3 separate regions of the Homo sapiens genome follow, and regions 1 and 2 are each linked to region 3. Evidence: chromatin contacts called from ENCODE Hi-C or POLR2A ChIA-PET data. All regions are on one chromosome and are shown on one strand. Each heading gives the region's core, a stretch centred on a gene start or an enhancer-like site at or near the end of the contact. The rest is flanking DNA. Distances are from core to core; before and after follow the strand shown.

Region 1 (4,200 bases), core at 1,434-3,933, 310 kb before region 3:
AGGGAGCACATGTTCACCTTAACTTGCTTGGAGGTCCCCCTCCCAGTAGGAGGGGGTGCTTCCTGGAGGAACAAGTCTGTAAGGCCAGAAACAGGCCAAGGAGTTCCCGGGAATGAGGTAGGCAGGAGGAAGAGGAGCTCACAGACTGAGCAGAGGAGTTCAGAGGGGCATGTCAGCGGGAAGGCTGTTCCTCCCTCCAGCCTCTTCAGTCCCGTTCAGCAGAGAGGTGAAAATAGATGTTGACAGCTCCTCCAGGCTCTCAGCAGTCACTGCCCAGGTTTTCAGAACTCTGGTGCTCAGGGGCTGCCTGCCTGAATTCGGGTGCCTAGGTCAAATCTGGAGTGGCCCGCACTCATGGGTATAAAAACTGAGACCCAGAGATGGGGCAGCTCCTTCGGGTCACAGAGCAGAGCTGGGATAAGAACCCAGACCTCTGATTCCTGCTTTTCTAAAAACTGGATTCAGATTCTGCAAAGGGGCTGGCCAGGGCTTCTGGAGGCCTAGTTCTAGGTTCTCCAGTTCTGTCTTCCTGGGAGATCTTGGGCAGGTCACAGTGACTTCCAGGCGCTCATATCCCCACCTGTGAAACTTCCTGCCCCAAGCCTCCCCAAAAGTGACATGGCTCTTCTGCAGAGCTGTTCTGTAGGCATGAGGACCATGGCCTCTGCCTGCCCTGCCCAATCTCAGGCCTTAGTGAGCCTGAGACCCCAGGGAGGGAGAAATGACAGATGCCCCTATCCTGTGCTCCTACTGCCCCTTGGTCATCTCTCAGTCCCTGGCTTCAGTCTGCTGTTGCGCTGAGTGTCTCCCACCAGATGCAAGCCCCTCAGTGACAAGGCTCCAGAGACCTGAACACTACCTGGGGCAGCACATTTGCTGAATTGAATAGAGGTGGTTTCTGGAGAGATCTGACACCATCAGACGTGGACCCATCTGTGAGATTCAGACATATCCATGCCTGGATACAGGCTCTTCCACTGGAGACACATTCACTCATCACAAACATTTTCAGCTTATCTGTACATTACCCTATTTCATCCTCCTGGATCTTAGAAGTTGCACTATCTGCTTGTTCCTACTTTACAGATGAGGAAAGCAGGGTCCAGAAGGTGAAGGGATGAGCCTCAAGTCACAGCTAATCTGAGGTGGCCTGGGGACTGGAATACATTTCCTTTGGCTGTGCTCTTTTCTGTTCCTCACAGGAGCAAGTGGTGAAGAGTGAGTTCTATGCGCAGTGTAGAAGGGCTGTGAGCCCTGTCCCTGGGTTCATTTCTGTCAATGTTTCAGCATAAAACATTCTAGGAAAGGCCGGGCGAGGTGGCTCATGCCTGTAATCCCAGCACTTTTGGAGGCTGGGGCAGGTGGATCACCTGAGGTCAGGAGTTTGAGACCAGCCTGGCCAACATGGTGAAACCCCGTTTCTACTAAAAATACAAAAAAATTAGCCGGGTGTGGTGGCACATGCCTGTAATCCCAGCTACTTGAGAGGCTGAGGCAGGAGAATCGCTTGAACCCAGGAGGCAGAGGTTGCAGTGAGCTGACATAGTGCCATCACACTCCAGCCTGGGTGACGAGCGAAACTCCGTCTCAAAAAAAAAAATTTTTTTTTTTTTCAGGAAAATATTCCCAGACCAGAGCTCTCAGAAACAGACACAGCAAAAGTGTGTTTTTTGGCCTCTGGGACCGAGGGAAAATAGTCTAGGAACAAGATGCTCTTTGGCATTCATTTGGTTCTTGGCAGATCAAGCAGTAACAAGGCAAACACAGGAAGAGTCTAGGAGGAAACTTAAAAGTTGCAGGATTTGGGGATAAATTACAATCCTCCCCCTTCTAACCTAAAATTTCTGTAATTTAGTTATATTTCTGTCATGAAAAACAACTTCACGATGAACAAAATAAATGCGAAGATTCAGAGCAGCTGGATTTCATCCTAAGGCCACTGGGAGAGGGCTGGGCAGTCATTGGCCACAAAACCAAAAGCTGCAGCTGGGTTCTTCAGGCAGTGAGTGGATAGAGCAGCCTGGGATGCAGTTGCAATCTAGAGGATAAAGGTTTGTTTTGTCCCAGGTCCCAGCGGGAGAGTCCAGTGGCTTGCTTTCTTTTCAATTTCTTGCCATCCAAAGAAGTCTGTGTCTTAGTAAGTCTGGTTTCAAATATTGTGACCTTTTTTGTGTGATGTTCTCTGTATCTAGAAACAACTCATCCAGGGCATGAGAGTTAGATAAGCCCTGGGAGATAACCTCATTCCATTCCTTTTTTTTTTTTTTGGAGACAGAGTCTTGCTCTGTCACCCAGTCTGGAGTGCAGTGGCATGATCTTGGCTCACCGCAACCTCTGCCTCCTGGGTTCAAGCAATTCTCCTGCCTCAGTCTCCCGAGTAGCTGGGATTACAGGTACCCACCACCACACCTGGCTAATTTTTGTATTTTTAGTAAGAGACGGGGTTTCCATTATGTTGGTCAGGCTGGTCTCAAACTCCTGATCTCAGGTGATCCACCAGCCTTGGCCTCCCAAAGTGCTGGGATTACAGGCGTAAGCCACCGTGCCCAGCCATCATTCCATTCCTTTACAATTGAGGATGTGGCAGCTAAGAGGGAAAGGTCTTCCATCAAGCAGTGGCAGGGCTAAGGCCAGATGATGCCCTCCCACTGGGTCTCTGGCTTGTGAATGTGGCTGGGGTGGTGGGTCAGAGAGGAAGGGGATCTAGGTGGTGTACTGAGAACCTGTGGGTTGATTGCATCATGCATCAAGTCAGTTCCTGTGATGAAGGAGACCAAAATTTAGCTATGACGCTGGGGTGAGGCAGTTAGCTGAGCTTTGCCCTTGGTCACAGACGGAACCTCCAGTACCGAAAGCAGCTTTCACTGGCAGGGAAGTCAGAAGACGGAAATGACATTTCGTGTCCTGACAGCCCTTCCCACATTTTTGGTAGAGCACTTCACACACATTCTTTCCCTTGGGCCTTATGACAACTCTGTGCGTTACTATGGGCCTGGAAGACTATCAAGGACCCTAGTTCTGGAGGGAAGGACACTGAGAAGAGGCAGGAGAGGTGGTGGTGAGAAAAGGCAGGAGAGGTGGTGGTGAGGAGAGGTGGTGGTGAGGAGAGGTGGTGGTGAGAAGAGTTCGTGGTGACCAGCCTGTGGCACACTTTATATGGCCTTCCTGGAACCACAGTCTTATTCTCAGGTTCCAGATGAGGACACAGGCTCAGTCCCCATGGCTGTCAAGTGGCAGAGCCAGGATTTAACCCAGACCTCCTGGCTCCTAAGTCCATATGCGGTTGGTGGGAGTGTAAATGGATATAGTCCTTATAGGAAGCCAATTTGGCAAAATCTAACAAAATTAAATACATACCTTTTTGACCCTCAAATTCCACACTTAGGAATCTACCCAACATTTATACTGGAACATATTTTTTTTTTTTTTTTTTGAGACAGAGTTTCACTCTTGTTCCCCAGACTGGAGTGTAATGGCACAATCTCAGCTCACCGCAACCTCTGCCTCGCAGGTTCAAGCGATTCTCCTGCCTCAGCCTCCAGAGTAACTGGGATTACAGGCATGAGCTACCATGCCCAGCCAATTTTGTATTTTCGGTAGAGACTGGGTTTCTCCATGTTGGTCAGGCTGGTCTCAAACTCCTGACCTCAAGTGATCTGCCCGCCTCGGCCTCCCAAAGTGCTGGGATTACAGGCATGAGCCACTGCGCCCGGCTGAACACATTTTTATGTAAACAAGCAGTGTGTACACTTAAGAGTCTTATGCACAGGATAATGTCTGGAAAAATGCTTACTGCATGTCCCCAGCTCCAGGAAAGAGGAGAGCTTGTGGGGCCCTTCCCCAAACAGGCTGTGTCCTGGTCCTCAGTGTGGCTGGCTGGAAGCCAGGGGGACTCAGCCTTTGACTAAGAATGCTCCATCCACCCCTGGGACCGAGAAAATCTCCTTTCACACAATTCATTACTCCTTAGGGTGGAGGTTTAGGAAAGGGGAGAGGCATCCAGAATGCCCGCTTCCTGGAAGCCAGTGGTCACATCCGGCAAGGGGACTTCAGTGACCTTCCTCTCACCCCTCCAGCAGCAGAATCAGAGCTCCCTCCTCAGCTGCCTCTATGCTATCTGCCCCTCCCTTCTAGCACATGTCCCACAGTACTGTCCTCACGTATTTCTTTTTTTTCCCATGGGAAAAGCAAAGACCGTAA
Region 2 (4,203 bases), core at 724-3,223, 290 kb before region 3:
CACATTATTCACAAAAGGTAGAAGCAACTCAAATGTCCATTGAGAGATGAATGGATAAGTAAAATGTATGTATATACCACAAACCAAATAAAAATGTGGTATACATACATACGATGGAATATTATTCTCTGTCTGTCTACCTATCTGTCTATCTGGTTAGAGACAGGGTCTCGCTCTGCTGCCCAAGCTGGAGTGCAATGGTGCGATCATAGCTCATTGCAGCTTTGAACTCCTGGATGCAAGGGATCCTCCTACTTCAGCCCCCCGAGTAGCCGGGACTACAGGAACATGCCACCATGCCCAGTTTATTCAGTCTTAAAAAGGAGGGAAATTTTGACACATGCTACATATGACATGGGTGATCTTTGAGGCCATTATGCTAAGTGGAATAACCCAGTCACAAAAAGATAAAATACTCTGATTCTACTTATTTGAGGTATGCAGAGTAGTCAAATTCATAGAGACAGAAAGCAGAATGGTGATTGTCAGAGGCTGCATGATGGGGAGTTATTGCTTAATGGCCAGAAAGTTTTACTTTTGCTAGATGAAAAGAATACTAGAAATGGGCCAGGCACGGTGGCTCATGCCTGTAATCCCAGCACTTTGGGAGGCCGAGGCAGGCAGATCACGTAAGGTCAGGAGTTCGAGACCAGCCTGGCCAACATGGTGAAACCCTATCTCTACTAAAAATACAAAAATTAGGCCAGGCACGGTGGCTCACACCTGTAATCCCTGCACTTTGGGAGGCCGAGGCAGGCAGTTCACCTGAGGTCGGGAGTTCGAAACCAGTCTGACCAACATGGAGAAACCCTGTCTCTACTAAAAATACAAAATTAGCCGGGTGTGGTGGCGCATGCCTATAACCCCAGCTACTCAGGAGGCTGAGTCAGGAGAATCGCTTGAACCTGGGAGGCGGAGGTTGCTGTGAGCTGAGATCGTGCCATTGTACTCCAGCTTGCCTGGGCAACAAGAGCAAAACTCCGTCTCAAAAACAAACAAACAAACAAACAAACAAACAAACAAAAAAGACCAAAAAGTTGCTGGGTGTGGTGGCAGGTGCCTGTAATCCCAGCTGCTCAGGAGGCTGAGGCAGGAGAATCACTTGAACCCGGGAGGCGGAGGTTGCAGTGAGCCAAGATCATGCCACTGTACTCCAGCCTGGGTGACAGAGTGAGACTCCATCTCAAAAAAAAAAGAGTTCTGGAGATGGATGGATGGTGGGGATGGTTCCACAATGATGTGAATGTACTTAATGCCACTAAACTTACACTTAAAGTGGTAAATTTGTATATTTTACCATACACACGAACAAACGTGAAAAGCACACTCTCTTCTGAAATGTAACACAAGGAGAATAATTTTTTAACCCAGTTTCAAGGTATATTACCCATCATAGCTAAAAGGCATTTATTAATTGAAATGGCATTGAGTGTAAAAAATGAGTTAGATCCACAGGCACTTACCTAGAGCACTGTCCGTGATATAGTGAATATAAATAATATTTATATGAGCATACGTATCTGACAGGGGAAGGCAGAATGAGAAGAATAAAGACTGGAGAATAGAGGAAATGACTGACTTGCTTTTTATATACATCTATACTCTTTGAACTATTAGAATATGCACGTTTTACTTTTTAAATTAAAAACCTAATAAAGAAGAGACAAACAGCCTCAAATATTTGTTTCTTGCCCGCTACACCCAAGCACTTATTTGGCTGCTTTTTCCCATATTCAAACATACAAAAGCACCAATGTTTACACATTTAAGGTTACAAAGAATGGACAGGCAGGATTGGCCTTCATAGGAGAGCCATTACATTAATTAATTAAAGTATCAAATATCTACTGTATGTAGAAAACTACGCTAGCCTCTTTGATGGATAGAAAACGAAGGACACAGTGTCTCCTTCCAGTGGTTCACAATCTAGAGTGAAGGATACTAAAAGGAGAGGCCAAGTGCATGGCCCTGGGAATGCGGAAGAGGCCACTGGAGAGAAGTCAGGATATGATGAGTCCAAAAGTACAGGCTGCCTAGCTGTCAAGTTCTACTTTTTCATGAATTAAATGGCTTTCTCTTGAGTAATTATCACTGAAGTTTTAAAACTGACTCTCCTCTTAACCACTGTTTGCCTAATACAATTCTATAGCACTGTATACATGTATCAAAATGTCCTTCTGTATCCCATAAATATGTATAAATATTATGTGTCAAATAAAAATAAAAGGGAAAAGATTACACAGAATTGTGGAGAGTTCCAGAATAATAAATTATATATTTTTCCTGACATATTTATTGCCACCATTTCAAAGCTGCTGAAATATTCTCATTGATAACTTTACTGAAAATTCTCCACAGCTGAGTGAGGAAATCCTGTGCTATCTCTTACAAATTATTCATCTATCATCAGTCAGTTCGGTGGCAAAACAGTCTCACATGATACTGAGTCTTTTGCCACTCACTAGTTAGGAGCATAATATTCAGAATCACAGACTTATGATTCTATTGTTTTCCAACAGGGCATTGTGCCACATAAAAGAATCATGCTAGAAATTGCCATAAAATTAACTTGAAATGTATTATATATACTTAGAAGACATTGCCTTCATATTCTAGGAAAGTTTACAGGCATTTAAAAAAACAGTGGGTATTACAAAAATCAAAACAAAACACAACACCCATACATTTATAAAAATGTGGGTAGAACAAGTTTCCAAAAATATACATGTACTGTGCTTTGACACTGGGAATCAATCCAAAACATTTTATCTTGGCAACCCGGTTGATACTAAACATTCCTTTTTTCCTCCTTTATTTGGAGTTGATTTTTGGATTCCCATGGAAGGCAGTAAGAAGGCTGCAGTGCCAGCAATAGCGGTCACTGTCATATGCTTCTGCATTGCTCTAGCTGCTTTCCAAAGCATGTCATCTCAGAATAATTTCTTCCTTTTTCCTCTTCCACTCTCTTAACTGAACTGTTACACTGTTTTCTTGACCCAGCATTTCTAAAATCACATGCTTCCTCTGTCTCTTAAGGACTGCTCTCTCCTTTTCTTCTTGTCACTTGACAGAACTTCAATCAAAACTATTCTTTCTAGCCATACTAACGTTTACCCTTTCTTAGATGTTGTAAAATGCTTACTCCTTTTTTTTTTTTTTTTTTTTGAGATGGAGTTTCACTCTTGTCGCCCAGGCTGGAGTGCAATGGTGTGATCTCGGCTCATTGCAACCTCTGCCTCTTGGGTTCAAGCGATTCTCCTGCCTCAGCCTCCGGAGTAGCTGGGACTACAGGTGTGTGCCACCATGCCCAGCTAATTTTTGTATTTTTTTTTTTTTTTAGTAGAGACGGGGGTTTCACTATGTTGGCCAGGCTGGTCTTGAACTCGTGACCTCAGATGATCCACCTGCCTCGGCCTTCCAAAGTGCTTGGATTACAGGCATGAGCCACCGCGCCCGGCCAAAATGCTTACTCTTATTGCAGAGGCAGGAAAGATGATCTTTTTGAGTTGGTTTTGGGAGCCATCTTCTTGTACTCATTAAAAACACCTCTGAGGGGCTCAGCTTCATGGCACAATCATGAGGTAGAAAGCAGGGTCTTGGGGTCTGGCCAACTTGGGTTTGAATGTTGACTATGTCACTTACTTGTTGTGTGACCTTGGGCAAATTAACTCCTCAATTTCAATGACCTCGTCTCTCTAATGAAGACAGTTACTTCTTCACAGGGTTAGCATAAAGATTAAATGAAGTAAAATATTTAAAACCCCTAACACATGTTTGGTGCATAGGAGGTACTTAATAAAGCATTAGCTTTTGTTTTTACGAGGAAGGGAGAATCCAGATAAAGAATCTGGTAATACCTAATACAGAGGAAGACAGCTCCTCAATATTTACTAATAGAATCTCTCAACTCCACTGGACAGAGAAGTAATCACAGTGGACATCACTCCAAATACAACATGAGTAAGTTATCAAAGATGATGTTAACCAAAGGAATATAAATCATTCTATTATAAAGACACATGCACATGCATGTTCATTGCAGCACTATTCACAATAGCAAAGAAATGAAATAAACCTAAATGCCCATCAATGGTAGACTGGATAAAGAAAATGTGGTACATATACACCATGGAATACTATGCAGCCATAAAGAAGAATGAGATCATGTCCTTTGGAGGGACATGGATAGAGCTGGAGGCCATT
Region 3 (4,239 bases), core at 1,469-3,968:
TCATGTTCTAACCCAGTGAGAGCATATAACCATCTGGGGTTGACTGGCTCACCCCCAGATATTAACCATTAACCACAAGTGTTGGTTTAAAAATCTAACTGTGTAAAACCGTTAAGGTCAATAAAATGATTGTTACAATTCCGTGGAAAGATTATTTAAACAAGAATCTTTAATTATTATAATTTGACTAGTAAGACTTTTAAGGTCCTTGTTTTTTCTGAATACTATGTGTGCATTATAGGTCCCCCACTGAAGGAAAAAGTTTGTATTGTGTTAGTTCCAGTTCTAATTTCCAGCTGAGTCAAAGTTCTAACAGCCTTAAAGCAGGAAATCCAAAAGGAAATTCCATCATCAGTTCCTGGGGCTTGGTAACTCAAAGGTTCTTTGAAACAGACAAACAGAAGTCCTTGAACTATTTACTATAGCCTTACCTCATATCTTCAAGCAAATCACATTCTGCTTGATGTTTGGCTTGAAGTTTTGTCATCTGCTCAACTTGAATGTTTTTCAGTTCTTGTGTAACTTTCACCTAAAATATACCATATATTTATGAAGGTCTTTTTACAAATTTAACCCAAAAAAATTGCTTCAGGAAAATACATCTGTCAGAATATGTCTCTTGCTCGCCTCTCCCCTGAAGGCCATAAATCCAATATTCGCCATCTAGTTTTATTTATTGAAGATACTTATTTAATGAAAAATTAAAGCCAAATAGCCTGAACAGAGGTTAAATGAAAATACACGACTATAAATATTACAAACTAAAGACGTGCAAAATAAACTGCCAGTCATTCCATTTCATGCACAAGCTCAATCCACGTCTAGGTCTTCCTACAGTTTTAAAAGAGCCTGTCTTCTATTTCTAAAAAAGATTCAAAGACATTAACCACCAGGAGAGGTGAGCAGAGTGTGGATGGGGGCTGGGAGCCTAAGAGTGCCTGATACCCAATGACCAATATTTACACAATCATGATAATATGCCTGAATCGACTACATAAATTACTCCATAATGGCTGCGAAAAAGCACACTGTCTCAGAATGATGCCCTCGACTTGCTGACAGCGCATCAAATCACAATCTCTTTCTCACAAAGGAGAAAGCAAAAGTGACCTTCCAGCATATGCAGTGCTTTTAAACTACCCCGGGAAGCCGATCCCCGTGGAGGCTCCACTTCAAACAGCGGAGAACAGCAAATGCCTGCTGGCCAGAGAGCCTCGCCCGCCAGGCCGGGGCCCCAGGGTTCGAAGTTAACGGTCAGTCTGGAATCTCGGCCTCAGCAGTGGGACCACCCGGAGGGGTGGGGGTACATGTTCGAAAGAAAAGGACTCACTTAAATGGAGAAACCCGGATTAGGAAAGAGAGAAAGCAGCGGCAGCAGACACGGGTGAGTTAGGCGTTAGGCAAATGTTTGCCCACGAGGGGAGGACAGAACGGCCTCATCCACCCAGTGCCCAGAGTAGACATTCAGTATCCATCTGTAGGATTAAAAAGACAAGGACACAGCCTCGGCCCCTGGGAAAGCTGGGGAAGGGCGCAGCGGGGAGACTGATGACAAGCCGGGTGCATCCGTCACTCCCACCCTGGTCATCCAACCCCGGATCGCAGTGCACACCCCACGCACCTCCCGGGCCCGGTCCTCGCTTTTCTGAAGACAGCACGACAGCCTCCTCGCCCCTCAGCCGGGGACGAGGCAGGACCCGTCAATCCTTAATTTGTTTTCCCTTGGGGTGGGGAGGCGGTGACTATTCCAACTTCTTTTCGGCCGCCCCGTGGGAAAAGCAGGCCAAACCCTAAGGCTAGGCTAGAAACAAATCCCCCGCAAATTTGCAAACGGGCGGGGCTGGCGACAAGCGGCTGGAGGGCTCAAAGCTGGTGCAGACTAAACAATCACACACGCACAAGGCTCTGCAAAGCTGCAGGGGCGTCCCCGCCTCCCCCTCGGTGCAGCCCCGAGAATGCACTTTGCAGCGGGCAGCATTGCCATGCGCGCGCACACACACAAATGCACACCCGAAACTCTTGTGAAATGTCTGGGGGTCTCCTGCGTTAGAGGACGGACGAGCCCCGGCGGCCCCTCTGTCGGAAAGGCAACTCACACGCGCGCCCCCCACCTGGAGCCGGCGGCAAGTCGGTGACAAGCCCAAGACGAGGGCGGTCACGGCCCCTTGCGGGAGGGGGAAGGGGCGCAGCGGTCGCCCCAGCCGCGTTCCGCGTACGCATCTCTCCGAACCCCAAAGCCCCCCAGCTGCGCCCTTACCTTCCTCGGCGGCGGCTGCATGATGCTGAAGGGACATCAATCCTCCCCGACGGCAGCGTTAGCAAGGACCAGGAGGAGGAGGAGGGCCGGAGAGGAGGGGACGGCCCAGCGAGCGCGCGCGTGTGTGAAAGGAGCGCTTAAGAAGCAAGACTTGCCCCGGAGGGAGCAGGCCAGCGGGCGGCAGGCGGACCCCAGCCAGAGAGCGAGTGTGAGGAGACGAGGGAGGAGCACCGGGAAGGCTTGGGGCCCGGGCGGCCCGGGCGGCCCGGGGGTGTGTGAGGAAGGAGGCGGAGACGGCGAGGGGGCGGGGGCCCCAGGAGCAGGGGCGCGAGGGTCTCAGCCGGCCGGGCGGCGGGTTAGCCGCAGCCGCGTTGTCCGCGCTCCCGGTCGGCCGCCTGCGCCGCCGCTCCCGGCGGACGCAGCGGCCCCCACCCCACCCACTCAGGCGGCCCGGCCCTCGCTGGGCCTAACGCCCCCGCCCGCCCGGGAGGAGGAAGGTGGCGCCGCTCTCCCCGCTAGGGCTCCACCACTCAGGCCGCGGGAATTTCCGGCCTCGCCGCGCGGCGCAGCGCCCCGCTCCGGATGCTGAGGGAACCGCTCTGTCCAGAGCGGGGTTCGAGGGGCCGGTCCGGGCTGCCAGGAGGGAGCTAGGCCACGGCACGGGGCTTCGTACCGCGGCAGGGGAAGGGGGAAGCTAACGGATTGGTCGGTGGGTGGGAGGTGTAGAAACGCCAGCGCCACGCGAAAATCCCCCCTTTCTCTCCGAGAGTGGCACGTTCCAGACGCCTCCTGCCCTCCCTCCCCCACGCTGGGAGCCAGCCGGGGGCTTCCCGCGCGCTTTCCCGCCAGCTCGCCCCGGCGCGCGCGTCTCCGCTCGGGGGCGCGCACGTGGGCGGGAGAGGGCTCCGCGCCGACGCACGCGCACAGGCCGCCCCCGCCTCCTGCCTGCCTTTGCGTGTGTGTGTGTGTGTGTGTGTGTGTGTGTGTGTGTGTGTGTGTGTGTGTGTGTGTGTGTCGGGGGGCGCGGGGGACGACGCTCGCAGGGAAACGTTTGCAGTGGGGAGGGGGGCGCAGCATGCCTGTGGGATACGAGAATTCCGGCGTTTTCTTCCTCTCAGCCCCTCAACACCCTACTCTCCCTACCAGCTAGATGTGCGCGAGAGAGGCGAGCAAGGACAAGTCGCTTTGCGGCTGGCCGCAGGTGCCAGGCCATTGCGATTGTAGGGCGGAAAGGCAGTTGCTCTGCAAAGGAAACGGCGGCACTCTACTGCAGGGCATTCAAGTCAAACATCACTGACTCCGCTGAGAGGGAGCCAAGAGAACGTTAAGGCCGAGGCCCCCGTTTCACAGACGGGGAGGCAAGTGCCCATAGAGGGAAGCCTTTCTAAAGGTTACACAGCAGGACTAGAATCTGCGTCAGGAAGTGTTCTATGGGTTATTTTAAAAAAGAAACAGGTGCAGGATAATAAGCACGAGGAAAAGTAGAAGAGGCAGGAGAGGCCATAGAGGAAGCCCTTGTCTGGGAGTCAGGATCTCTGGGTGCCAGTCCACTTTGCCTGCTCCTTAACAGGCTAGGTGAGCTCGGCTTCCTTATCTGCCAGTGAGGGTGCTTATCTAAGCAGTGCACCCCACCACCACACATGAACCTTCCTGCTCTGTTCAGACCATCTACGGGGGAGTTTATCGACCTCCCTTGGGGTCCTCAGAAGAGGAATACCTCTTCCCCATGCCCAGGGAGGTTTTTTTTTTTTTTTTGAGTCACGGGGCTGTGTGGAGGCTGAGCTGGATTACTCCACCGTTTTTTCAGAAGTTGAGATCCCAGACAGCTGTTCTCAGAAGTGCAGTCAGGCCTAAGAGGAAGGTGAATGAGGCCTGGATAGACGAGTAACTTCCCAGATGACCACATGACCAGAAATTGAAAAGGTGGAACTTCAACCCAGGTTGTTTACATTGAGTTAGACTAGATTCTTGTACAGAAAAGT

The links. A loop is a pair of places that touch in the nucleus more often than their neighbours do. ChIA-PET counts read pairs that join two places held with the same protein, here RNA polymerase II (POLR2A). Pooled maps may share reads with other maps.
Region 1: a loop to region 3 is called in a map of ascending aorta, with 7 times the contacts of the local background. The contact joins the enhancer-like site here to the promoter of FCHSD2 in region 3. A Hi-C loop is called at or near these places in 38 of 168 maps with a recorded cell type or tissue (B cell, CD8-positive, alpha-beta T cell, IMR-90 and 23 more), 9 of 37 single-sample maps with no recorded cell type and 32 of 50 pooled maps. POLR2A ChIA-PET finds 5 or more read pairs at or near these places in 16 of 52 experiments (A673, AG04450, CD4-positive, alpha-beta T cell and 12 more).
Region 2: a loop to region 3 is called in a map of heart right ventricle, with 2.6 times the contacts of the local background. The contact joins the enhancer-like site here to the promoter of FCHSD2 in region 3. A Hi-C loop is called at or near these places in 7 of 168 maps with a recorded cell type or tissue (cardiac septum, dorsolateral prefrontal cortex, endothelial cell of umbilical vein and 2 more) and 9 of 50 pooled maps. POLR2A ChIA-PET finds 5 or more read pairs at or near these places in 7 of 52 experiments (A673, AG04450, BJ and 4 more).

What each region holds. Positions count from the first base shown.
Region 1 is chr11:72,832,333-72,836,532 of GRCh38, forward strand. It overlaps a transcript of ATG16L2 not described here. Among named protein-coding and RNA genes, the nearest start is that of ATG16L2, 20 kb to the left of the region's middle. Within about 2 kb of position 2,684, at least 18 of the 41 ENCODE cell types and tissues checked have a DNase peak (open chromatin) inside an H3K27ac peak, as active enhancers do; they include ascending aorta, heart left ventricle, heart right ventricle and 3 more, where a contact is called at or near this core.
Region 2 is chr11:72,854,291-72,858,493 of GRCh38, forward strand. All of the region lies in intron 13 of FCHSD2 (FCH and double SH3 domains 2), which reads right to left. Among named protein-coding and RNA genes, the nearest start is that of ATG16L2, 42 kb to the left of the region's middle. Within about 2 kb of position 1,974, at least 6 of the 41 ENCODE cell types and tissues checked have a DNase peak (open chromatin) inside an H3K27ac peak, as active enhancers do; they include endothelial cell of umbilical vein, heart left ventricle and heart right ventricle, where a contact is called at or near this core.
Region 3 is chr11:73,139,600-73,143,838 of GRCh38, forward strand. It overlaps FCHSD2 (FCH and double SH3 domains 2), which reads right to left and starts at 2,719. Exons shown (of 20, transcript NM_014824.3): 1 at 2,258-2,719; 2 at 432-529. The coding sequence starts at 2,278. RefSeq lists enhancers at 695-1,316, 1,317-1,938, 1,438-1,667, 3,538-3,647, 3,728-3,867 and 1 more and silencers at 1,848-1,987, 2,388-2,767, 2,928-3,307.